Regions from separate parts of the Mus musculus genome. Here regions 2 and 3 are each linked to region 1. The links are chromatin loops, found by intact Hi-C in ENCODE. Cell type or tissue: left cerebral cortex. All regions are shown on one strand.

Region 1 (8,000 bases):
CTTCCCCTTCCCTCCCCTCCCCACTTTTTCCTTCCTCCCTCCCTCCCTCCCTCCCTCCCTCCCTCCCTCCCTCCCTTCTTTCCTTCCCTGAGCTACACAGCAAGACCTTGTTTGAAGAAAAAGAAGGAAGGGGTTAATTTTCGTCAAACAAGATCTTGCTATGTAGCTCAGGCAAGCCTTGACTTCTTGATTTTTCTGTTTCTGCCTTCCAAGAGTGGGAGTACAGGATTGTGTCATCATATATAGCTAAGAATCTCCATAGAGATGGACTGTTAATACAGCAGTTGGCAATACCTGTCACTTAAAGTGACATTCTAAACTTTATCCCATATATTCCCTTTAATATGGAAATATGAGAAGGCTAGAGACGGGATTTTTTTTTAAAGGAACTGTCATTGCTATATTTGCTTGTGGCATGTCTTCTTTCTCTTTCTTATCTTGATCCAAGGGGAGCAGCTAAGTAAGGGAATGGAAAAGGGAAGTTGACTCTTAATCTCATCATCATATAGGCAGACAGTTCTCAGTTCTGCAATTGCCTTGGATCTTTGCATGGAGGAGATGAGAGATGTTTGTTTGTTGTCGTCGTTGTCATTGTTGTCTTCTTCTCCGTCTCCTTCTCTTTCTTCTCTTTCCTTCTTCTTCTTCTCCTCCTTCTCCTCCTTCTTCATTGTTGTCTCCTCCTCCACCTCCTCCTCCTCCTCCTCTTCCTCCTCCTCCTCCTCCTCCTCCTCCTTCTTCCCCTCCTCCTCCTCCTTGAGACAGGGTTTCTCTGTGTAGCCCTGGCTGTCCTGGAACTCATTCTGTAGACCAGGCTGGCCTTGACCTCAGAAATCTCCCTGCCTCTGCCTCCCAAGTGCTGGGATTAATGGTGCGCTCCACCACTGCCCAGCATTCTTGTTCTCTTCTTCTTCTTCTTCTTCTTCTTCTTCTTCTTCTTCTTCTTCTTCTTCTTCTTCTTCTTCTTCTTCTTCTTCTTCTTCTTCTTCTTCTTCTTCTTCTCTTCTTCTTCTTCTTCTTCTTCTTCTTCTTCTTCTTCTTCTTCTTCTTCTCCTTCTCCTCCTCCTCCTCCTCCTCCTCCTCCTCCTCCTCCTCCTCCTCCTTCTTCCTTTTCTTTTTCAAGGACTCTTCCTCAATATCCTTCTCCTTATTCATTGAAGCAGAGTCTCTCAGTTGATCCCAGAGCTGACACAGCTGACCTGGGTAGCAAGCTTGTTCTGGCTAATCCCCTGAATCTCGAAATGGACCACCCTGCTTATGTGGGTTCTAGGGATCTGAACTCTAGCCCTCGTGCTTGCATGACAAGCACTTTACCCAATGAGCCATCTCGTCAGCCTGGATTAGATTAGAGTTCTAGAGAGAACATGATCAGTGAAAAGCAAGTGTGTAGAGTACAGAGAGAGGTGCTTGCCTTCCTTGCACACAGGGAGAGGAAAGAATCTGATAGACAGAGCCGAGAGGACAAAGTTTGTTGCCAATGACTTTCCAGAGTTTGATGGAGCAGAGACATTGAGTTTTCTCTTGGCCTAAGCGGGCTACTGCACTTCAGAAAAATCCTCTTAAGACTATTTGCATGGTAAGAGCGGTAGAGAAGTTCTAGATGAGTCCATTACCCCTAAAAGCTGGTAGAGGTTCAGAGAAGATCAGCCAGAAAGAGCATCATTTCTTTCTTGGAACTGTAGAGTGCAAATCTCATCAGCCATGGGAGAAGTAGACTTTACCATTTCCAGTTTAAGGACATCAACCTAAGATTAACCAACACCAGTCAGGTAAAGCTTCGTGTCCATTGTCCTTCTTTTATGCTCTGAACCCCACTATGCCTCCAGAACATCAAAGAAGCCAGAGCGGTACAAGGAGTGGGGAAAAGCCAAAGAAGAGAAAAGTAAAGAGACAGGAAGAGATGAAGCATATCTCCCTGCTGTCGCTGCTCTGTGGAAGAGCCTGAGAGAAGATCTGCATCCCATGAGAAATGTGGGAGTTGTGCCCTGGCTGCACTTAATCCTTGGAAATGAGGCTGTTGATCTGTGAAGATGACTAGGAATACATGGTGTGTGTGTGTGTGTGTGTGTGTGTGTGTGTGTGTGTGTTTATTCAGCAGACTATGTGTGCAGGCAATGCTGAGGAAATTAACAAAGCCACACTCCCACTGGGCGCCAGTGCCACGACCTGAGCAGGTTGATGCAGAGAGAATGAGTAGGTTCTGATGACACTCAAACTTCATCCCAACCCAAGTGAGAAAAATGGCCTGACTGTGGAGAGCTGATTCATCCATCTCATGGGCTTTAGGAGAATAAAATCATTCTAATCTGACTTTAGATTTTGAATCTTTGTCCAGCTCCCTGCAGAGTGGGATTCTGAGCAGCTTGCTTTTTGTTTTTTGTTTTGTTTTGTTTTGTTTTTTTAATACCTCAAGCCTCAGGAAAATAATGAATTCTCCTCATTATTTTTCCATCAATTACCTCCCTTCTTGCCAAGGTGCCAACGGTACTGATCTGTGCTGTCAGCAACCTACCTCCTGAAATGATTTTGTTTTGCTTCGTAAAATATCAACAAAGAAGAAAAGTTAAAAAATCATGTCCCCTTCCATATCTCAAGGAAATCTCATAATTCCTCGTGCAGTATCTGTTCTATCATTTAACAAGATGTTGGGGACAGCACCATTGGAAAAAACCAGAGCTCTGCCTGGGAAAAACTGTTAGAAACATACAAGTTAATGAAAGAAGTCTGATAACAACACCGAATTTTGCAGATGACATATTCACCATTCCCTTTCTACACACAAAGACCCAGGAATGTGTTCGGCACCCTTGATCTCAGCTGTGTGAGTCTCTGCTTCTTAGCAAAAGCAAAGGCCTAAGTTGCTTCCAGTATATGAACAAACATGAGATGAGTCCACAGAGAGCAAAATCTGCTGCTGCAGGCAGACATCTGGATCATTTAATCTTTCCTTTGCCACCCAAATTGATAGAGTGCAGAGAAAAATCAATATATCCAATACAAGGCAAATGAAATAAGAGAGGCAATTTCTATCTTCTTTAGAGTGTTGGTAGTTTTCTTTTTCTGCAAGAGTCACACTGGGCAAACCTTTGGTATCGTGTGGGCGGAACTCCTTAGATAAATATTTTAGAATCTTTAGAGCTCATCTTTTTATGCTTCAATTTAAGTAATAGGGTGACTTTATGGGTGTTCATGCACGGAGTGTGTGTGTGTGTGTGTGTGTGTGTGTGTGTGTGATGAGCATATGTGTGTTGAGTGGTTGTTGTGGTTTGGATGAAAAATGGCTCCCATAGACTCATATGTTTGAAAGCTTGGTCCCAATTGGTAGAACTATTTGGTAGGGATTAGAAGATAGGTCTTGTTGGAGGAGGTATGTCACTGGGGAGGACAAGGGGGACTTTCCATGCTAGGCTCAGTCCTTCCTTCCTCTGGATTGTGCGTCAGATGCAAGCTCTTAGCTACCCTCTAGCACCTTGTCTGCCTGCCTGCTGCCATGCTATCTGTCACAATGGTTTTGAACTCACTTCTGAAACTGTAAGAAAGCCCCCAATTAAATGCTTTCTTTAGTAAGTTTCCATGGCAGCAGGGGTTGTTTATTGTGCTGGGGAACAAGTTCAGCATCTTGTGTAGGCTAGGCAAGTTCTCTTACCACTGAGCTGAGTTCCTGCAGGTGAGGTCTTAAAGAAGCCTGTAAAATAGAGGCTGAAAAGGAGCTAGCTAACCTTTTGTCAGTGCATATAGTAATTTTCTTTATATTGTTTTAAAACATATTCACTATTTTTTTTAATTATTTGAAAAAATTTTAAATATCCCCTTCTTTTTGAATTTAAGAAAAAATCCAAATACTTATTAAGTGGACTTACATTCTTATACAAGGTAATCAAAGATGACCACTCTGCACAGGTGTCAACTGTCTATTTTGCCACACTCACTTAGTCCGAAGGCCACCTGCTTAATCTATCTGGCCCTTGTGGAAAACTGAGTCTGAGATTCTGGGTACAAGGAGGAGGGGGAGTATTAACAAAGAGAGTGGTGTTGTCAAGATGTAGACTCCAGAGCCCAAGTGACCTGTAGAATGGATACACTGGACATAAAGTTGGAGACATGTTTTTAAACATTTAGATAATGAGAAACTGCAGTCAGTAAAGGACAGAGAGTAAGAAACCACAAACAGTTGCCTTGTGTCCAGCTAAGGGTCCACGCAGTCATGAGTAAATAATCAAAACTGAATGGACTCTTCACTATCTGTGAGGATGTATCAGGAGTGAAAATGCAAAGGATCCAATGTCCTTACGTTCGCTTTCGAGGAAAGCCAGGATCTTCGCAATACTTAGGAAAGACCACAGACTGGGGGACTGCTCTGTCTTGGAGATGAGGAGACATAGTGATTTACAAAACTACCAAGGCCAGATGTGACCAGTGAGACACCGGAGGAAGGACACCCTTGCTCTGGTCTACCTTCGGACTTTCTCCTGCCCTCGCTGTGAGAGCCTCTGCATTTTCCTTGCAGAGTGCTTGCGTACTTGGCCACCAGGGGGCCCTATTGCACCCTTCAGAAGGAATAATCATTAGCATTGGTGGTCTCATGGGAAATTCTTAAGGGCTGGTCACCCTGCGATCTATTTTTAATAAAGACAGCCTTGTCTTTAGAAATGAGAACAGCCAAATAGATAAGAAGTAAAACATTTCATGGGAATGTAAAAACAGCCAAGGTTATAGATGAGCCGAAGACTCACTCTGTGGCTTCCTTAGCTACATACAAGCTTATGTCTGCAGTTTTCTGTCTCATAGATTGTCCCTCTCTCCTGCCTCTTCCACCTGGTCTTCCATTGTGTCCCCACCCCTTATTCTGTCGACCAAAGCCAGGCAGTGGGAGTTGAAGGCAACGTTCACCCTGGAAAGAAGACTGCATTTGTGGTCGGCTCACCGTGCTCACTCCTGAAGGTGTGATCCTGTGGGAGGATGGAGTGGGTGTTCTTCGCAGTTCCTCCTCCCACGAACCAGTTCACATTGGGATTCCAGCGGTTCACAAAGCCACAGAGATGGTTTTCTTCAAAGTCACATTCTGGAGGAAGAGACGTAAACAGACATTTCATGGAGCTGCAGTTACACCGGGGGGGGGGGGGGACACCCATACTGACTGCATACTCTGACCTTAGTCATTCTAAGGGCTCTTTTTCTCAACCATCGACCAGAAATTCAGAACAATATCGGGCAAGGAGAGAGATCCAGTAATGAGTCGATGTTCTGATTCATCATTGCCTCTCTGAGCCCTTTCTCCTATTAGCCATGTGGCTTGTTGTTCTCCTATTAGCCATGTACAGCTCTCAGTATGTCCATGCTTGATATTAGCTGATGAGTTTTTGTCAGCCTACTAAATTAATCAATTGGTCAAAGTTTTGGTCCCGGGGCTACATCCAAGGTCTTGTATGTGTTCATCATGCACTTTACCAGTGACCTGTGTTCACAGCTCTAATGTGTCTATTTTACTGTACTATTTTAGAGTTATTCCTCAGCTCTAGACATTTTCTCCACCACCCTTTCTGTTCCCTGATGGCCCAGCCCTCCATCTCTCTGTGGCGAACAAGACTTCCAGAACTCAGAGGCACGTTTCCAAGATGCTGAAACCCCCCCCCCCCACTTGTCTGATGAGTAAGAGTCGAGTGAGAGTATGTGGGAGAGGAGCACACTGGGACCAGGGCCTTTCTGCAACTCCTGCCTAGAGATGAGGAAGACTGAAGTAAAATCTCTGTGCTTGGGAATGGTGTCGTGTTGCTTCTGTACATTGCTTCTCATCAACAAACTCTTTTAGCAGGGAATTTATAAACATAACTCAGCCGCTGACCCCATAATCCTGCAATTATCAAACAAAGGATGATTCCCGTCCTATTCTTCTCTACTGCTCCATCCCCCTTGTTGGGTTCCACCAAGGGAGGGGAAAGAGGTTGATATCAGGCTTAGAACCCATCTCCATCACTGCCAGACTACCATGGTGAGCTATGGCCCTTTATAGAAGGAACAGCCTAACCAGAAGTCTTGACCATACAACCACCCTTTCCACTTGCTAGTAATTCCTCTTCCTGTCCTGGCTAGGAAGCGAAGGGTCAAATATGGCCTTGACCATCCTTGGCTAGCCAGATGGCAGGTTATGAGTCATAGCTGGCTCTAATTCTGGTCACTGTGCCAGCACCTGTTGGCATTTTTACTTTGCAAGGCTTTGTGGTCTGGTTGATGTCAATGGGCTTTCTTCAAATTACAGAGGCGGATCCCCACCTCCACTCCCACACCCCACAGAGCCACCCCGTTCCCACCAGAATCCTAGCTGGGACAGTTGTCAGCGTGCACTGACAAATTTTAAAATTTCTTTTTTTTTTTTCAAATTACCACGGCAGTATCTGCCAACTGATGCTCAACATGTAGTGCCAAGGGCTGTCATGGAGTGGAATAAAAAGCAAAATCCTCCTTAGTGTGCCAGGCAGCAGCCTAAGCTTCTTCTATGAACTCACTTAATCCCCAGCATCGCTCCAGATAGACAGTGTTATGAATCCAATTGCACTGAAGGGGAACCAAGAGAAGAGGAGAACACAGAGCTAGGAAGGGTGACAGTGTGGCATCCTTTTTGTTGTAACCAAACCAGAAGCCACCGTATCATCTGGGGGCAAGAACTGAACGTTACTTCAGTGCCAGTACTTTGTCAACCACCCTTAACTCTACTTCTCAGCCATCACGGGAACCAGCTTCTGTCTTTCTTTCTTTCTTTCTTTCTTTCTTTCTTTCTCTCTCTCTCTCTCTCTCTCTCTCTCTCTCTCTCTCTCTCTCTCTCCCTCCCTCCCTCCCTCCCTCCCTCCCTCCCTCCCTCCCTCCCTCTCTCTCTCTCTCTCTCTTTCTTTCTTTCTTTCTTTCTTTCTTTTTTTACTGGCGATGAGGACAAGTGTGTGTGTGTGTGTGTGTGTGTGTGTGTATACATGCACGTGCCCACGTGCACATGCAGTCAGGGACTGATCCAGCGGAGCTCCCCAAATGTGTCTGACTGCTTCTGTGTGTGGAATGGCAGCACCCAGACTACTCAAAGGAGGAGACTGAATGGAAGTTCTCTGCATCTACATAAAGTACTTTTTTTTTTTTTTAGTCTCTTTTTCTTCGTTGCATTAGAGGTATCAGTGAAAGACCAAACATAGAAGCCAGAGCACAGGGCATTCATGTAGGCTCCTTGTTCAGGAGCAGCATTAACCCTTCACTGACTTCAGCTGAGTCTCCAGTCTAAATATTGTCAATGCTGAGGTGTCTCTCAGATCTACTGATTTTTTTTTTTCTTTTCTACTCTCTGATCCCAACCCCCCAGTTTAAGGTCCTCATTCTATAATCCCTACAAATCCGTGTTTCTTCTGGGATTTTCCTAGGTCCTATGTATCTGTATTTCCTTGTTTCCAGTTCATGGACACCACTGCCATCATCTTGAAGCCACAGCTGCATGCCTGTCCCCTGCAGGCTAACTCTAGCACCTCCCTACCTCATAATTCCAGAAAGCCAGGCTCCCTGCCCTGAGTCCTGTTTCTATAGGAAGCCCCCTGAGGGTTCTGACAACTCAGCTCTGGGGTCTGCACCTGTCTGCTCAGATCTCGCAGCCTCAGCCCCCCAAAGAACCCGTTCCTCCCATGTGCACCTTCGCAGACACCAGCCTCTCATCATGTAAAGTGTAATGGCCGGTGTCTAAGGAGGAATAGTCAGGCACCCGTGGACCAGGGACTATCCTCTCTTCCTGCCTTCTCAAAACTGTCACGTAGACAATTGATCCTGCCTACACCAGCTAGGATCTAAGTGACAATAGAGATCATTAAGATAGCAGCAGCAGCAGCAGCAGCAGCAGCAGCAGCAGCAGTTTAACAAGAAAGTAGATGACAGGATAGATTGTCTGCTCTTCTGGCAAAGGGCACACACACACACACACACACACACACACACACACACACACAGAGTTCACAGCAAACCAGCAATTATTTTTATCA
Region 2 (8,000 bases), 150 kb after region 1:
CATACACATACACACACACACACCACACCACACACATACATACAGACATACACAAATCACACACACACACACACACACAAATACACATACACGCATACACATAAACACACACACACACACACACAAAGGTAGAGATGAAAGAGTCTCTTAGTTTTTAATATTTTTCCAGTCTCAATCAACTTGCTCCCTGCTGGCTTTTCTGTATGATTTATTGGTACAAATCTGTGCTTCTGGTCTCATGCTCAGCCTTGACTGTGCACTTTTCCTTCAAAATTCTGTTTCTGTTCTTTCTATTCCTCTCTTTGGGTGGTTGTAAGGGACACTCCCTGCATCCCCGTCATTAGAATAAGCCATGATTACAAAGTAAGCATCCTTTTATTGTAAGCTACGCGTTCTTCGTAAGTGATGGTCCCTTTTAGAAACACACTACAAACTCATTTTACTGATTTCAGATTAAAAGAAGAAAAGCCAATGGGTGTGTCTAAACATGCCCATTTGTTCCTCTTCCCTGCCATTACAAATTCCGAGATGATTCAGTCACTTCCTCCTACGGTCACCATACCTTCTGGGACACCAACTGGCTTTCCCTTTTGGTTAGAAATGAGCGGAGGCTCTGTGCAATTTGTCCTCTAATCAGTCCTTCCACTTTTAGCAACAGGAACCTCCCAACAGATGTCTGGAGAGTTGAAGTCATGACATCACCTCATCACTGTTACAGGGGAAAGGAGTCTTTACCGCTGACCACCTCTCTGTGATCGTGTGTCTCTGGCCACAAGCTTCCACACAGTTCTGGACTCTTCCACATGGTTCTTGTTTCTAGATAATACTCCGACTTAAGTAGGAATGCTTAGGCTGAGAAAAGTTAGACTACTTTTCTAGCTTATCTAGCTAGAGATAAGCTTAGGTGTGCCTGCAAGTGGACCTGAAACAATTTGCTGCTCTTGGAAATACATCAGTAAAGGGCAGACCTCTGATGCCATTTCAGAGAGCTACATGCTTTTAGAAACGACTCCTGCCCGTAGGCATAAGGCGTGCCACCTGGCCTGTGGCTTTGCTTTCACCGCTTAGCCACCTCAACTAGATTAGAGGTGAGCACGTGACCTCAGCGAGATCAGCAGAGTGACCTCAGGACTTCCATGGGGGATGCTGGGATGACATTTTCCTATGCTGTCGAGGTGGACAGGGAGCACACAGGTCAGGGCTTACAGCCATTTTGAGACTCCAAGAAGAGCTCATTTGAGAAGGTGCCATCTCGTAGAAAGGGAATGAGAAGAACTCAGGTTTTTAGGGCATTGTTGACAGCTAGAAGGTCAAGTCTTCCGATTTTTAGTCTCTTGTCTTAAAACTTATTTTTCTAATTTCCATTTGAATGTATATATAAAACACATATATATAATATATTATATGTGTATATGTATATATGTAATATATATTGTACATACACATGCATATATGTATACATGTATATTTATATATATGACATGATTTTTTTGCTATAGGTGAGAAGGTTAGTGTGTAAGGAAAAAGACTGGAGAGGACAGAGGATGAGCTCTGAGCTTTGGCCATCAGAAGGCATTTTCATCGTGCCCTGTCTTGCTTCTGTGCATACAGTAGAAAGGAAAATGAGCAGATTTTTTTCACTGTATGTCAGACAGTCATGGTGGTACATGTCTGTTACCTCAGCAGTCAAGGAGAGACCAAAGGTATGAGGATGGAGATCTGCCTGAGCTACATAGCAAGATCCTGTCTCAAAACAACCAACGAAAATGTTGTATCTCCAAGAACAACTCCTGCTGCTGTAACCTCAGTCTGAGTCACAAGTGTGTCATGCCAAGGAGTTAGACAGTATGGGGACATTTAGTCAGAATTGGTAGTATGCAGAGTTCCATTTCCCTGCCGTCCCAACTGCTCATAAAAACCCCGTCAGTCATACAACCGTTCTAAAGATAAGCCTCTGAAACACCCTCTTTCAGGTGCCAATAATGGCTCCAAATCAGACAGAAATTTAATTTATAATCTTTCCCCAACAACTTTCCTACCTTATTTAAGTCAATCTTATTTTCTACAACAGTAAGGAAAGCAACTTGCAAAAATCTTAAATAGCTCTAGAGATGATCCAAACTGTTGCAGTGCCCTGAGCCCTCATCCAGGATCTGCATCTCCACAACTGGGGGGCTTCTTCATCTCCCCAATCCTCGGCCCACTCAAGCAAACTTGGCTTAATACCATCATCTGTATAAAAACCCAGGCCTGTTTCAACTCAGTTTCTGCTTACATATAAGGTTGTGTTCATGTATCTTACAGTCTCTCCCCAGCAGAGTATGCGCCCCTTCAGCCATAAGCCACAGCTTTACCGTGGAGGATAACCTAACCGATCTGTGTCCTTGGTACCTGGCACACATAGTAAGTCTTCAATAAAAGCTCATGTGGAAGGAATGTCTTTATTCAATGTTTGGCTACAGCTAGCACTCCCTGCTGACTTCGTGTTCCCTGCCATCATGTGCCTTGGGCCGTAGAAGAAGCAGACTTAAAGGGGGGATTCCCATAAATGGGATGATAGTTTCTCACAAAGCCAAGCATGGAATGTCATGTGATCTAGAAGTTCCACTCATAGGTATACACTGTACTTACCCTTCTAGGGTGAGCGTGCTTAAGTGGTGTGTGTGTGTGTGTGTGTGTGTGTGTGTATTTGTGTGTGTGTTTATTATTGTGTTGTGTATAAGATTTCTGGGGCATGTTTAGTGACTCTGAGTCTAACTTTCTTTCTTTGTTTTTATTCAACAGGATCTTATTATGATGCCATTCCTGGCCTTGATTTTACAGACCCCTGCCTGCCTCTGCCTCACAAGAGTGCCAGGATTACAGGTGTGAGCCACCATACCCCACTCTATGAGTAACTTTTTTTTTGAGAAATGCATAACTTTAAAAAGGACCGCCTAATTTTTCTACAGTGCCTGCAAGTGTTTTGTACTCCAGTAGTACAGGCGAGGAGTCTGTGTCTCCTCTTCAGAAGTAACTCCCCCCTTTTTTGTAAGTGATGGCCATCCCGGTAGCAAGGCCTTTTTAGGGTTTGATTTCCCCTAGGGCTAATGGTGTGGGTCATCTTCTGTTTTCCTTGCTAGTTCTTCATGTATATATTGTAGGCATTGTCCTACCCTCTGCCCATATTTAAGTTAGATTATTCTAATTAGTTCTAGTCTATTAGTTATCGCACCATAAGAATTCCTTACTCTTCAGGAAACTTTATATGTGGTTTGCAAATGCACTTTCTGCTCGAAAGTTGATTTTACTTCCTCAGTAATGTTCTTTGATGCACATTTTTATTTTTGATGACTTCAAATCTGTCTTCTTTTCCTCCTTCAGTGACCTGTGTGCTTTGGCCATCTGAACTCCAGGCTTCATGACCAGCTGAGTAGTTTCTTTCTCACTTCCCTGTTTGGAAGAACAAATGTAGCCAGCCACTGGCTAGTCGGTAACTGAGTCCTCTAAGGACAAGGACGGGATCTAAAGAGCAGAAATGCCTGAGAAAGAAGAGGTCAAGTGGTCAAACATGAGCCCCACCCTAGTACATGCTTTCAGCAAACCTGTGACAGAACTTTCCCTTGGGCATCACTTTCTGTGCATCCCAGAAAGTGATGCACAGGGAATGCCACAAGCAGCCCCAAGAAAATTGTCCTGTGCAGCCAATCTTACACCTGGCAGCTGGTGCCACCCAGTGGTGGATATGAGAATGACATGGGGGTAGTAATTCAGTTGGTAGCTAGGCAGATTCTGGGTTGATTCTTAACAGCCCAGGCTATTAGGAATAATGAACATAGATTAGCTAATAAGTCTGTAGTGAGATAATAGAGAGCTCTTCGGATATATTCCCAAGAGGTGCATAGCTGGATCTTATGGTAGATTTTCAGCTCTTTGAGGAACTGCCACACTGATTTGCACAGAGGCCATACCAGCATTAAGTGTTCCCTTCTTTGGCACTTCTACTTTTAATGTATGTCTGACCTAACAACTGCAGGCTGCTATCTTGAGGTTATTTCACAGTAGTGAAAGAGTTAATAGAAGGAAACCATGACTGTGGATTGGAGCAGATTTACCACTCAGCCTTCTGTTTGATCTTACTCTAAGATCTACATGGGAAAAAATTAATAATCATAAACTGATTAGAGGAGAGGGGAAACTACAATAAACAGACTAATCATTTAAAGTTTGTGTCCAGGTATTTGTTTCTCTAGGATCATGTTTCCACCTGATTCAAATGAGCTTTTCATCTGCTATTGGCAAATATCCACTTTCAATGAGTCTGAAGTAAAAGGGGGGTAGGGAGTCAAGATTTTGAGGAATCTCAAGATCAAAAGCATGGTGTATATTAAAAGGAGGAAAAGATAATGTATGTTATGTGACCTCATGAGTAGTGGGTCATGTGGCTTGTATTGTCTGCCTCACTCCTATTCATGTAGCTGTCAATGTTGACATAAGGTTGTCTGTGCAAACAAGCATTCCCAGGCAGTGAGAAATAAAACCACTGAACAGTCTCGTACTTTTAGACATGACTATTGAAAGAGAAGGTATATATACACCAGATCCCATTAGCACATCATAAAAATCTCCCCTGCAAGTCATATTTTACTCTGTGACTTCTAATTTTTTTCTTTACTCTTAGAATCAAGCACTAGGCTGAGCTTCCAGGATCAGCTTCCAGAACCATACTTCGTAACTTCTGCTACCATCAGAAGGTCCCTCACCACTTCTGCTGATCTCTGTGAAAGTGGGTTCTCCACATTCTGATTCTTGATACCCACAAAGCCACTGAGCCCTCAGCTGCAATTGCTATGAGAGCCCAAACATCTGCCTACCATGTTTGCTCCCAAACAGCCCCATGATGTGAACATTTGTCTTCCAAAGCTCTTAGGGGCATCTGCTTAGCATTAATTAAATCACACGAAAAACCCAGAGATGAAAGTAAGTAACACATTTCATTGTAGACTGAAAGTCGATGCCCCATGATTCATGCATTGAACCCTATTCCTCAATGTGATGGAATTAAGAGTTAACCCTTTGAGAAGTAATTAGGTCATGAGGGTGGAGTCCTCCTGAATGAAGTAATAAATATAAGGGGATACCCAGGGCAAGGAGATACAGTTTCAGGGGAGTTTCACAACTCATGCTGGAAGATGTGGACTCAGGGAGGGAAGAGCAAGGAGATGAGCCAGGTAAAAGCACCTCATACACAGAATTCCACACCATATATGGCAGGCTGTGGAAGTGAAAACTGGGTCAGAGGTAAAATAAAGGGCATTCAAGTGTGGAAGAGCCACACCAAAGAACAGCAGAAGTAGAGACAATGTAGGGGGTGTTTTGGCCTTTGGATAACAACTGTTAGTGCAGACGGTAGCTGACTTTCAGAAGATAACTACAGAAAGAGCCTGGAGCCCAAAATAGCAGTTGCACAGAGGAAAATGACCTCTCTATCCTACTACTATTATTTAATTTTCTCTGAACACTGTAAACACCTTCACGGAAAGATGGAAGCTGATGTGAACAAAAAGAAGAGAAAAAAAAAAAACCTCAACTAGCAAACTGCTTCCAAATGCATTAGTTCTAGTGTGGAAACAAAAATAACATGAAATAGCAAACAACATGTTTTCAAGAATCACTATTCCCATAATACTAGACCCTTAGTAAGAATGACCTGGGAGAACTTTCAGACAATTACTTCAGAAGAATGATTCTGTGTTTGACAACTCAAAAAATGTATATAAATGTACTCAAGAGAATAAAAACAAAGAGCTGAATGAAGTGAGGATGACAGTTTAAGACAGAAAAACAAAGTTCAATATAGAAATACAGTTATTGAAGAGAAGGCAAACTGAAATGGTGCTGAAAGCAAGAAGCTCAATAAACCTCAGTGGGAAGCCTCACTAATGGAATGGGGCACATTTAAAACACTATTGGGGTTTGAAAACAAGATAAAGGATAGGGCAATGATAACTCTCTCTCTCTGTCTCTCTCTCTCTGTCTCTCTCTCTCTCTCTCTCTCTCTCTCTCTCTCTCTCTCTGTGTGTGTGTGTGTGTGTATGTGTGTGTATGTGTGTTTGTGTGTGTTTGTGTGTGTTTGTGTGTGTTTGTGTGTTTGTGTGTGTGTGTGTGTGTGTGTGTGTGTGTGTGTGTATTTGTGTGTGTGTGTGAAGGCCAAATCTTCTACTTTGGGGCACAGAAGAAGGAAAGTCACATCAAAGGCATAAAAATAAACTCACAGAAGAACATTCACCAAACCTGAAGAAGGAGACACTCATCCAGAGACTACAAAGCCTATAGAACACCAAATATACAGGATGATATAAGACACTCCCCATAGCATTCTATAGTTGAAACACTAAAATACAGAATAATGAAAGGTATAAAAAATAAACTGCATGAGAGAAGTGTCCAGTCACTTACAAATGCAGGTCCACCAGAAAACATTTAAGTGCATTTATAGCCAAAAGGACTTGGCAAGATTATTCTAAGTTCTGAGAGATCACAACTGCCAAAACAGGCTATTATACCTAGCAAAACTATCTATTATAGTTAATTTAAATGTTACATGGTTAAAAGCAGACTAAAGGAGTTTGTGACACCTAAGTTACTCTAAAGATGATAATTGAATAGGACTGAAGAGATAGACAAATGCACCAAGGAGAACGCAAGGGATTAAGAAGCAATAGAAGGTAGTTAAACAAAAGAGGTACAAGAAAACATTAACAAGAAACAAAATGAGAGGATAACAAGAACTTTTAAGATTAGTGATCTCAACTCCCCAGTCAAAGCCTGACTAGTAGATTGGATTAGAAAAAGGAACCCATCTTTTTTGCTACCACCAAGAAATACATATCACTATCAAAGATAGAGACCACCTTAACATAGAGATCAAAAAAGTTATTTTAAACAAACTAAGAAACAAGAAAGTATAGGTAGTCTAATGTTTAACAATCTAGACTTTAAACCCAAACTAGTCAGAAGAGATAAGGAAGGTCACTCCATACTGATTAAAATAATAATAATCTACCAAGAGGAGATTACAGTTCAAAAACATTTCCACAAAACATGGGCATACCCAACTTCATAAAATAAATATTACAATATATGAAAACACAGATTAATCTCAATACAATGATAGTGGATGGCTTTAATACACCACTCTTAACAATAAACAGGTCAACTGGTCAAAAACTAAGCATAGAAACATTGAAGTTAAATGTCATGATATGTTAAATAGTTCTCACAGATATCTACATATTATTACATTCAAACACTTTATATTATACATTCTTATCTGCAGCTCATGGAACTTTTTCTAAAACTGATCACATAGTAGGACACAAAGAAAGTCTCATCATATACATGAAAATTAAAATCAGATTTTGTATCCTAATTAATTATAATGAAAAAAGTCAGATATCAATGATAATAAAGAAGATTGTTTAACACTTGGACAAATTAACCAAAACAAAGGAAGAGAAGACCTAAATTAATAAAATTATAGGAGAAATGAAACATTACAAAAGGTAGCAATAAAATTCAGAAAATAATAAGGACATACCTTAAAAACATATATTCTACTAATTTAAGAAACTTAAAAGAAGTGGATGAATTTCTAAGTGCATGTGAAATGCCCAAATTAAGCCAAAGTGAAAGGATTGAGTGAATAAACAGTTCTACAACCAGCAACAATAATGAAGCATCAACAGAGACTCTCTCACCTCAAGAGGTCTGGGACAAGATGGATTCACTGCAGAACTTTAGCAGAACTTCAAGGAAATAGCACTTAAAATATCTAATTTATTCCATAAGGTAGATAAATGAGGAAAGCTTCTAAACTAGTCTTATGAAGTAAGTATTATACTTATGAATAAAAAACCAGATAAAGCACATCCACTCTCTCTACTTCTAGTTAATAGAAAACTTGGAGTCTTAGCGACAAGATAAAGGAAGAAAATAAAAAGATAAAAGTAGGAAAAGAA
Region 3 (8,000 bases), 75 kb before region 1:
ACTGCAGAGCCCTGACCCTAAACAGACACGTGATCAGTGCAATATATGGAAACTCAAACCTACACAGCTACAGCAGAGAAATGTAGACAAAGTTATATAAAAAAACATAACGTTGGTGAAGAAGTAGTGTTTTTCAACAAATGGTAAACTAGTTATCTTCACGTACAGGAATAAACTACGTCCTCTGTACAGAGATCAACTCACAATGCACTAAAAATCTTAGGTAACTCCTAAAGTCCTGAAACTGTTAAGGAAAACACTTTAAGATATAGGCATCATCTAGGATTTTTGAAAAGGACTCTACTAGCTAAGGAAATAATTCCCAAAAATTGATAAATGGAATTGCACTCAGCTAAGAAGTTTCTGTACTGCAAGAGAAGCAATCAGCTGAGTCAGGAGATAGTTTCCAGGGCGGGAGGAAGACTGGCTCAACTATACTGCTGACTGGGAGTTAATATCTATACAGAACTTAAAAAGCTAAGCACCTCCAACAAAACAAGAACGCTTTAAATTAAAGCCCCAAATCATCCAAACCAAAGAATGGCATAAATTGAACAAGTGATTCTCAAAGAAGAAGTACAAATGGCCCATAAATATTTTAAGAAACTGTTTGACACCCTCATGCATTAGGGAAAAAGAAAATTGCCTGGAGATCCTAGCTCACTCTAGTCCGAATGACAGTCATGAAGAAATGAGAACAAACACTCACCCCATACCTCGGCTCTTGCGAATAGCGCAACAATTGGTGTATGTGAACGTCCCTATGGTAAGGTAGTTCCTACTTTGTTTCCTTGTCTGCCTTAGTTTGGGATGGCTGGATCCTATGATAGGTCTGTTATATGTTTTTGAGAAACCTCTACAGTTATTTCCATAGGGGCTCCATCAGTTTATATCCCCACTAGCGGTTCATTAGACTCTCTCTCTTTTCCCACTTCCGTGCCAGCACTTGTCATTTATTATGCAGAAGTTGATTTTCTCCTTCCACTATGTGGGTTCTTAGGGTTGAATTCAGGTCAATTCATGCAGAATTGGCAGCAAGCTCCTTAACCTCCTGAGCCATGTCGTCAACCCTGAAGTTTTAACTTTATCAGTCATTATCATTTTCCCTTCCTTTTTGTCCCTCCAGAATATCATGACTCCTCAATTTTCAATTTGATAACCTCCTTTTCTTTCATTGTTACTTACATATGTATGTATGTACAACATAACACAATATAAATACAACCCACTGGAATTGTGTTTTGTTGTTTCTATATATATATATTCAGGGCTGACCAATAAATACAGGACTTATCTTTGGGAGAGATTATTTCTCTCTTTCTCAGCGGTCACTAGCTGCCTATAATTTTTTTGGAACCTGTGGTAGCTTTGCTCCATTCCACATTTGCACATCTATTGATATTGCCATTATTCCTGTCTTATTTATTCAGCCATTCCTAGGGGAAGATTTTCTCACACACACACACACAAAAATGTGGTAATATTCTGGCTCTTATAATCTTTCTAACCTCTCTTCCAGAACATTCCTTGAGCCACAATGGCAGGCACTATGATGTAGATGTACCTGGTGGGGCTGGCTTCTCCATGATCCCTTGACCTCTGCACTGTATCAAGTTACGGTTTTTCTGTTATGGTCTCCACTTGCTGTCAAGAGAGTCTTATTTAGTGAGGAGTGGTAGCTACACGATATGTATAAAGATATGATTTAGAATTTAGTAAGGAAATGTACTGGTCTAGCCAAGTACTGGCAGTACATACTTTTCTAATGCCCATGACCTCACTTGCCCCAGGAAGGTGGCTGGGCTTCCACTTCTAGGCATAATTTTCTTTCTGTTTTTAGGTCAATTCCACAGCTATTGTTTGCTACCAACATTTGGATGCCACTTATTGTACTTTATCTTTTTTAATTAAATAAAAACATTTTTATTCCCGTGTTGGAAATTAAGCCCAGGGGGTTGGTTATACATCCTAGAAGGGTTGGCTCTAACTTGTGCTTGCTTTGGCAGCACATGCACAAAAACCGGAATAGTAAAGAGAATGCTAGCATGGCCCCTATGTAAGAATAATATGCAAATTTGTGAAGCAGTTCATATTTTTTTCTAACAATATTTTTATTGATTATTTGGGAATTTCATATAATACCCCTGATCATACTTGCTCTCCATCCCTTCCAGATCCACCTCCTACTCTTATGACCTGCCCCCCACAAATACACTAAGTCTAATTTGTGTTGCTCATATACTCATTGGAGCATGGTCAAGCTCCCAGCAGCCAGCCCCTTAAAGATAACTGAGTCCATTCCCACCCCTCCCACCCCATCTCAGCCAGAAGCCATCAATTGTGAAGAGCTATGCTTCAGCGTGTTTATCACAAGTTTTAAGGACTCTATTCAATGGGTTCCTGCCTGGACTGTCCCACCCTCCTTTTGGTGGGGGAGAGGTTTCCTCAGAAGCCTTAAATGACTTTCATTCTCAATTTTGAGTCTGCAGTCATTGATATCACTGCAGAAGAAGTATTCCCACCTATGACAATAAGCAGCAGCAAGGATCACAGACATTAACATGGCTTCCAGCAGCAGCACAGACTATGGACAGCAACATGTCATCCAGAAAATGAACCTTTCTTCAACTCGTGTGTATATCTTGCTTTTGCTCAGAGCCAGGGTGATTGTGTGATTGAGCAGCTTGTTGCTGGGTTGGCGGGCAAAGCCCATGTGAGTTCTAGGCTATTGCACACCTCCCTGCTGGTTCTACTGTGCATGTAAGGGTCTGAAAATCACTGAAGGAAGACCCCAGACTCAGATAGTCTGCAAAGACAAACAACATTTATTCTGAAGAAGCATCTAGCATGCGGGGTCAACCATTCTCCAAAATGGTGACCCCAGACAAGAGCACTCAGGCCTTCTTATAGGGAACTGTGGGACTCTCTAGGATTAGGTAATCTAAAATTTCATTGGTGAGTGCTAGGGGGTACCAGGTGGTCAGTGGTTTGCATTCTTATGTCATGAACATTTAACAATAGGATGAGATAGGGCTGCCCAGCACAGATGGCCCATCCTGAGATAAGCTATTTCCCTATTTTTGTGGTTTTCCCCAGGCTGTTCTTTGGGGGGTGGGCTATGACCTTGTTTCTGGATTTTATGGTCTGTTCCTGGAACTGGTACCTTATGGCCTCTTTCCCCACCCCCTGAAATCAGGTCTGATCCTTAAATGGAGACAAATGGGATTTATGTGTCCTTTCAGACAATGACAAGCTCATTTGTCCACCTCATGTGCACCCCCATACCTGCTGCTGATGCCACCAAATCTCTACCTTGGTGAGTCTTCTACCTCTCTCTAGCATATATGCCATTCGTTCACCCATCTTTCCTAACTCTCCATCAAACATTCACCATCAAAGTGGCGTTGCAAATTGCCACGTCGCACACAGTATATATTGCTTTTCCCAAGCAGCTTTATGTACAAATTTTTATTGGAATGAGTCATTGGTCTGATTCAATGAGGTTTCTGTTTTCTAAAGTGCCATAAATACTGTATTATTCTGAGACTCATCTCAAAGGTCTTGCTGTTGTTCAGGGTCAGGCTCATCTTGTGGCTGGGCAGAGGGTTGGAAGGCAGGATCTGCATAAACTCCAGGCAACTGCATACCTCCTTGCCCTCAGTGCCAACAGCCCTGCATGCTCACTGGGCATGCAGGTATCACTTCAGCCCTGAGCTGTCGTCCCCCTTGCAGGGTTAGCACTGCAAGATGCAGCAGCAGTGGCCATATCTCTAGTTGCCCTTCTGGGCTGTGTGGCAAGGTGTACCAATACCACTTGGTATCTTCAGCGAAGAACAGCTTCAGCAAAGCCAAACAATGACCAGTAAAGAATGGCAAGGCATACCAACACCGTCGAGCCTCATCCACTGTCCACTGGGCTAGATTTATATCTTTTCCAAACATCTCATGTTCTCTCAAGCATCTGCACTAGCAAAACATCATAGGCCCCTTTTCTAGGCTGCCTCAAAAACAAACAAACAAACAACCCTGCCACATGTCTGTTCTTAGCAAACCATCCTTCCATGTGTCTGCTTCAACAAAAACATCCTCTCATAAGACAGTTTCCAGAGAAACATCACATGACAAGACTGAGTCTCCAAAGAAACCAGCAATTTCCACGTCACATGGGAACACTTACGTGGAGGTCACTTGACAACTCACAGGCGTTGTTCTCTCCTGCCATGTGGGTTTTGGGAATCAAGCTCCGTTCATCAGGCTTAGCAGTGAGCATCTTTATCTGATTAGCCATCTAACTGGCCCTCCTGCCTTATTTAAAAACTGTTTTTAGGAGACTTTTGGTTGGATTTGAATCCATTGCATATTTTATAATATGCAATCATTCATTGTGCAGTCTAATAATTTATGAAGTGTTAGAAGAGGGGCTATCCAGATTAAAAAGTAGTATACAACCAAAAGGACCAACGAAATTATTATAGACCTCCAAGGCGACCTTTTATACTCCTTCTGGTATTTGGAACCCATGTGCACATTTGTGATAAACTAAGTGCTTTTCTTGAACAATTAAATAATCCAGACACAGCTCATGAAAACTAAATTAGGTGATAATTTTTTAAAAAGATGGATCTGTAAAGAAGTCTAACTTTGCACAAGCTTTTTGAGGAATTAATGTACAAATCAGGAGAACTACAGTCAGTCACATCGGTGGGAAGGAGAAGACCTTGCTTAGCCACTGGTTAAAGAAAAGGAAGGTGACCTGGTAGGATTCTATGGCTGCTTTATCCTTAAGATGGCACTCTAAGCTCATGCTTTTCTTATACAGAAAGAGACACAAAAATAACTGAATTTTACTAATTCCTTATCACATAAACTGGGAAGACTTTTGTGTCCAAAACTTAATGTGTCTATGTTCTTGTATGTATTACATTGTTGTTGTTGTTGTTGTTGTTGTTGGGTATTTTGAGGGCCTCACTTTGTTTTGAGACCAAGTTTTATTTAGCACCGGCCACCTTGAATTTCTTACAGGACCAAGGATGACTTTGAATTTGTGATTCTCTTCAGCCCCACAAGTGTTGGGACAGCAGGAGTGTGTTGCTATGTCTTATCACCTATTACTTTTTGTTATTCTTCATAGTAACTACTTTATCTCTTTTGGCAAAGTAGGAAAAAGATCCAGAGGGTTAAAAAAAAGACTTACTCTCAAGTCCAGTTTGTAAGGAGCCGAGTCAGAATTTGAGTGGAGGCATCCAGAATCCATGAGCAGGGGGCCTAATTTCTGGTATGTGCTATGTCTTTACAGAGATCCACATGCCAGAAATCCAGTCGTATTAGAAAACTTATTAGTTATGAAAACGTATTTTTCCCCAGTTCTGGTTGTATGGGGAAACACAGGGATGAGACATCAAGGAAGCCAAGTCTTATCCCTCCAAGAGTAAGTCACAAAAGCATCCAGACCTCTGGAAAGCTCCACCGTGGATCTCTACTGTCAGACGCCGCTCCTGGGCTTTCCCCTGGAGTCTGAGCACGTGACCACATCGTTTGTCTTGAAATTGTGCTGGCTGTCTCATATCCCATTGTCTTCACTAATCTGTGCATGTCTTTGTAACCTCCATGCTTGCTGAGACGCCCAGAGCACAGGTATCTTAAGCTATCATCTCTGAACTTAGTTCTTCCATCTTAAGCCAGACCTCACATCAGAGGTACTGCGTTTTCCATATCTGTGCAATTCCTCCCCTCTCTACATAAATAATCACCATTGCAGATGGTGAATCATAAGAGGGAAGCCAATCTGCAGGGAAAGCTGTCTCTATTTCAAGAGCTTGGGTGTTTAGGTGCTGCCGAGAACTGGGATAAATGCAGAGACTGGGATTAAATGGTTAAGTAGCACCTAGTAACTGGTGTGCCTCCCTCTTGGGCACTGCTAAACCTGGAGATACTACGGAAGCTGTGCTTACATCTGCCTCTATTTCCATCCACACTGAATATAGTCAAATGCTAAAGGCAACCTGGAGAGGAAAGTGAAGCATGAAACCTGCAAGGAGCACAAATGAGGCAAGGTGAGTCACTCCGCTCACTTTCCACCTCCTTGACTCTAAAACGGACACTAAAAACCCGGCAGTCGTTTCTTAGCAACTGCCAGTAATAATTACCTCTTTCCTTGCTGCCTGAAAAAGATACTCTAAGCCATTGAGCTGTCTCTCCAACCCACTAACCCACTCCTCTCTTTTTTTTCCCTTCCAGACAGGGTCTCCCACTGAACCTAGAGCTCATCGAGTGGCCACCACATCAAGCTTTTTGACAAGGTGCCTGGGGCTCCTAACTGAGGTCCTAATGGTGGCAGGGCACCATTTTGCTGACTGAGCCACCTCCTTAGCCCCATATTGGAGCTATTTGTATAGCCAATAAACCCTAGAAGACGGAAGCTAAGAACCTTCGGCTACTCTATCATCCACATCGCTGATGGAGTTGAGGGAGAAGCTAGCAGGCTGAGGAGGCTGTTTTAGAGAAGGTTAGAACACAGGATGGGCAACAGGCTAGGTTTCAAACCCGGGTCTTGCACTGACTGCTGATCTGGAAAACATTAAATGTCCTTATCTAGAAAATGAACCTGCTGCTAGGATCTACACACGGGTTGTTGTTAGGATTAAATAAGTTAATGCCTATGACGACATCTTTGCCTGTCTCTGGAAACAGTAGGTCTTCAATAAATGTTAGCTGGAATGATTACGGAAGACTTTATGTCACTGTCAAGGATGCCAGAGAAATGCTTTATTCATTTGTCACACAGCACAAATACCTCACTATGAACTCAGATAATTGTGGGTGAAGAGTGTTCGTTCCTTCATTCAGCAAATGTAATATACTTATAGGTGGAACCAATGCTGTGAGGGATTTATGATGCCTAATGTACATCAAAATCCAATTGCACCTCAGTGTCTAATTAATCATAGGAAAAATTTTCATTAATACAATCCTGTCTTATTACATAATGAAGTTAGTTTTCCTCTATAAACCCAGGGATGTTGGTTTTTGTATGGCTGAGTATTTTTATTTTCTAAGTAGTGTGGCATGCAGAGAGGCATGGTGTTCTTCACAGATGGGGCCAGCGGATTTACAGCCTTGCAAAGCTAAGAAGTTGACTTTTACCGCCACTTCAGAGCTATGCAGTCCTAAGTAACTTTCCACCTTCTGATATTCTGTTGTTTCACTTTGTTGTCTTCATGGTGCTTGGGATCAAAGCCCAGGCCTTGCTCTGTTTAGCAAGTGCTCTATCACTGAGCTACATCCGCAGTACTGATGCTTGGCTTTCTCATCTGTGAAAAATGCTACTAACATTTCCATTTCAGGGGTGAGGGAGAGATTAAATTCATTTGCTCATTTGATTTTGTTTCTGGGCACCAAGAACACAAAAGCAACAACAGATTCTGTGTCCTGGTTAGTGATACGGCTCAGTACATGTAGATACTTGCAGATAAACCCGCCAAATCAAGTTCGGTCGTGTGGTAGGTAGAAGGAGAGAGCCTATTCCTTCCCCTTTCCCCATTAATTTGTTTATTTATTCACTTTACAGCCGGATTGCAGCCTCCTCCCTCTTCTCCTCCCAGTCCCATCCTACCATCCTCCTCCTTTATTCCCCTCATGCTTCTTCTCAGAGAAGTGGAGCCCCCCCCCCCCGCCCCCGCGAATACCCACCCACCCTGATATATCATGTCACAGCAGGACTAAATGTATCCTCTCCCACTGAGGACAGACAAAGCAGCCCAGCTATGGGAAAGGGATCTAAGACTCCCAACAGATTCAGAGACAGGCCCCTACTCTGTTAGGGGACCCACATGAAGAACAGAGCTGCAGGTCTGCTACCTGTGTGTAAGGGGCCTAGGCTCAGCCCATTCATATTCTTTGTTTGGTAGTTTAGTCTCTGTGAGCCCCCCGTGGGCCCAGGTTAGTTAACTCTGTAGGTCTTCTTGTGGTGTTCTTGACCTCTCTGGCTCCCTCATTCCTTC

The links. Peaks named below come from ENCODE experiments on the same cell type or tissue, not always from the same donor. Only the 100,000 strongest peaks of a DNase experiment are listed, where the experiment ranks them.
Region 2: it touches region 1 in a loop (9-fold over the local background); 34 of 42 quality-filtered maps call a loop at or near these places.
Region 3: it touches region 1 in a loop (2.3-fold over the local background); 2 of 42 quality-filtered maps call a loop at or near these places.

What each region holds. Positions count from the first base shown.
Region 1 is chr19:23,368,997-23,376,996 of GRCm38, forward strand. It overlaps Mamdc2 (MAM domain containing 2), which reads right to left. Exons shown (of 14, transcript NM_174857.3): 5 at 4,922-5,059. Among named protein-coding and RNA genes, the nearest start is that of Gm41821, 73 kb to the left of the region's middle. In left cerebral cortex, a CTCF peak has its summit at 4,521 (motif pointing right); DNase peaks (open chromatin) are centred at 4,533, 4,899, 5,664, 6,016 and 1 more place; H3K27ac peaks cover 925 bases.
Region 2 is chr19:23,520,208-23,528,207 of GRCm38, forward strand. Gm34012 (a long non-coding RNA gene) reads left to right here. Exons shown (of 3, transcript XR_386614.2): 2 at 2,305-2,403; 3 at 2,785-2,845. Among named protein-coding and RNA genes, the nearest start is that of Gm34012, 27 kb to the left of the region's middle. In left cerebral cortex, a CTCF peak has its summit at 3,717 (motif pointing left); DNase peaks (open chromatin) are centred at 587, 1,843 and 3,712; H3K27ac peaks cover 771 bases.
Region 3 is chr19:23,294,339-23,302,338 of GRCm38, forward strand. Gm24263 (a small nuclear RNA gene) reads left to right here and starts at 1,991; the gene lies at 1,991-2,097. It overlaps Gm41821 (a long non-coding RNA gene), which reads left to right and starts at 5,592. Exons shown (of 3, transcript XR_877770.2): 1 at 5,592-6,053; 2 at 6,238-6,505. In left cerebral cortex, a CTCF peak has its summit at 4,780; DNase peaks (open chromatin) are centred at 4,764, 5,270 and 5,870; H3K27ac peaks cover 1,443 bases.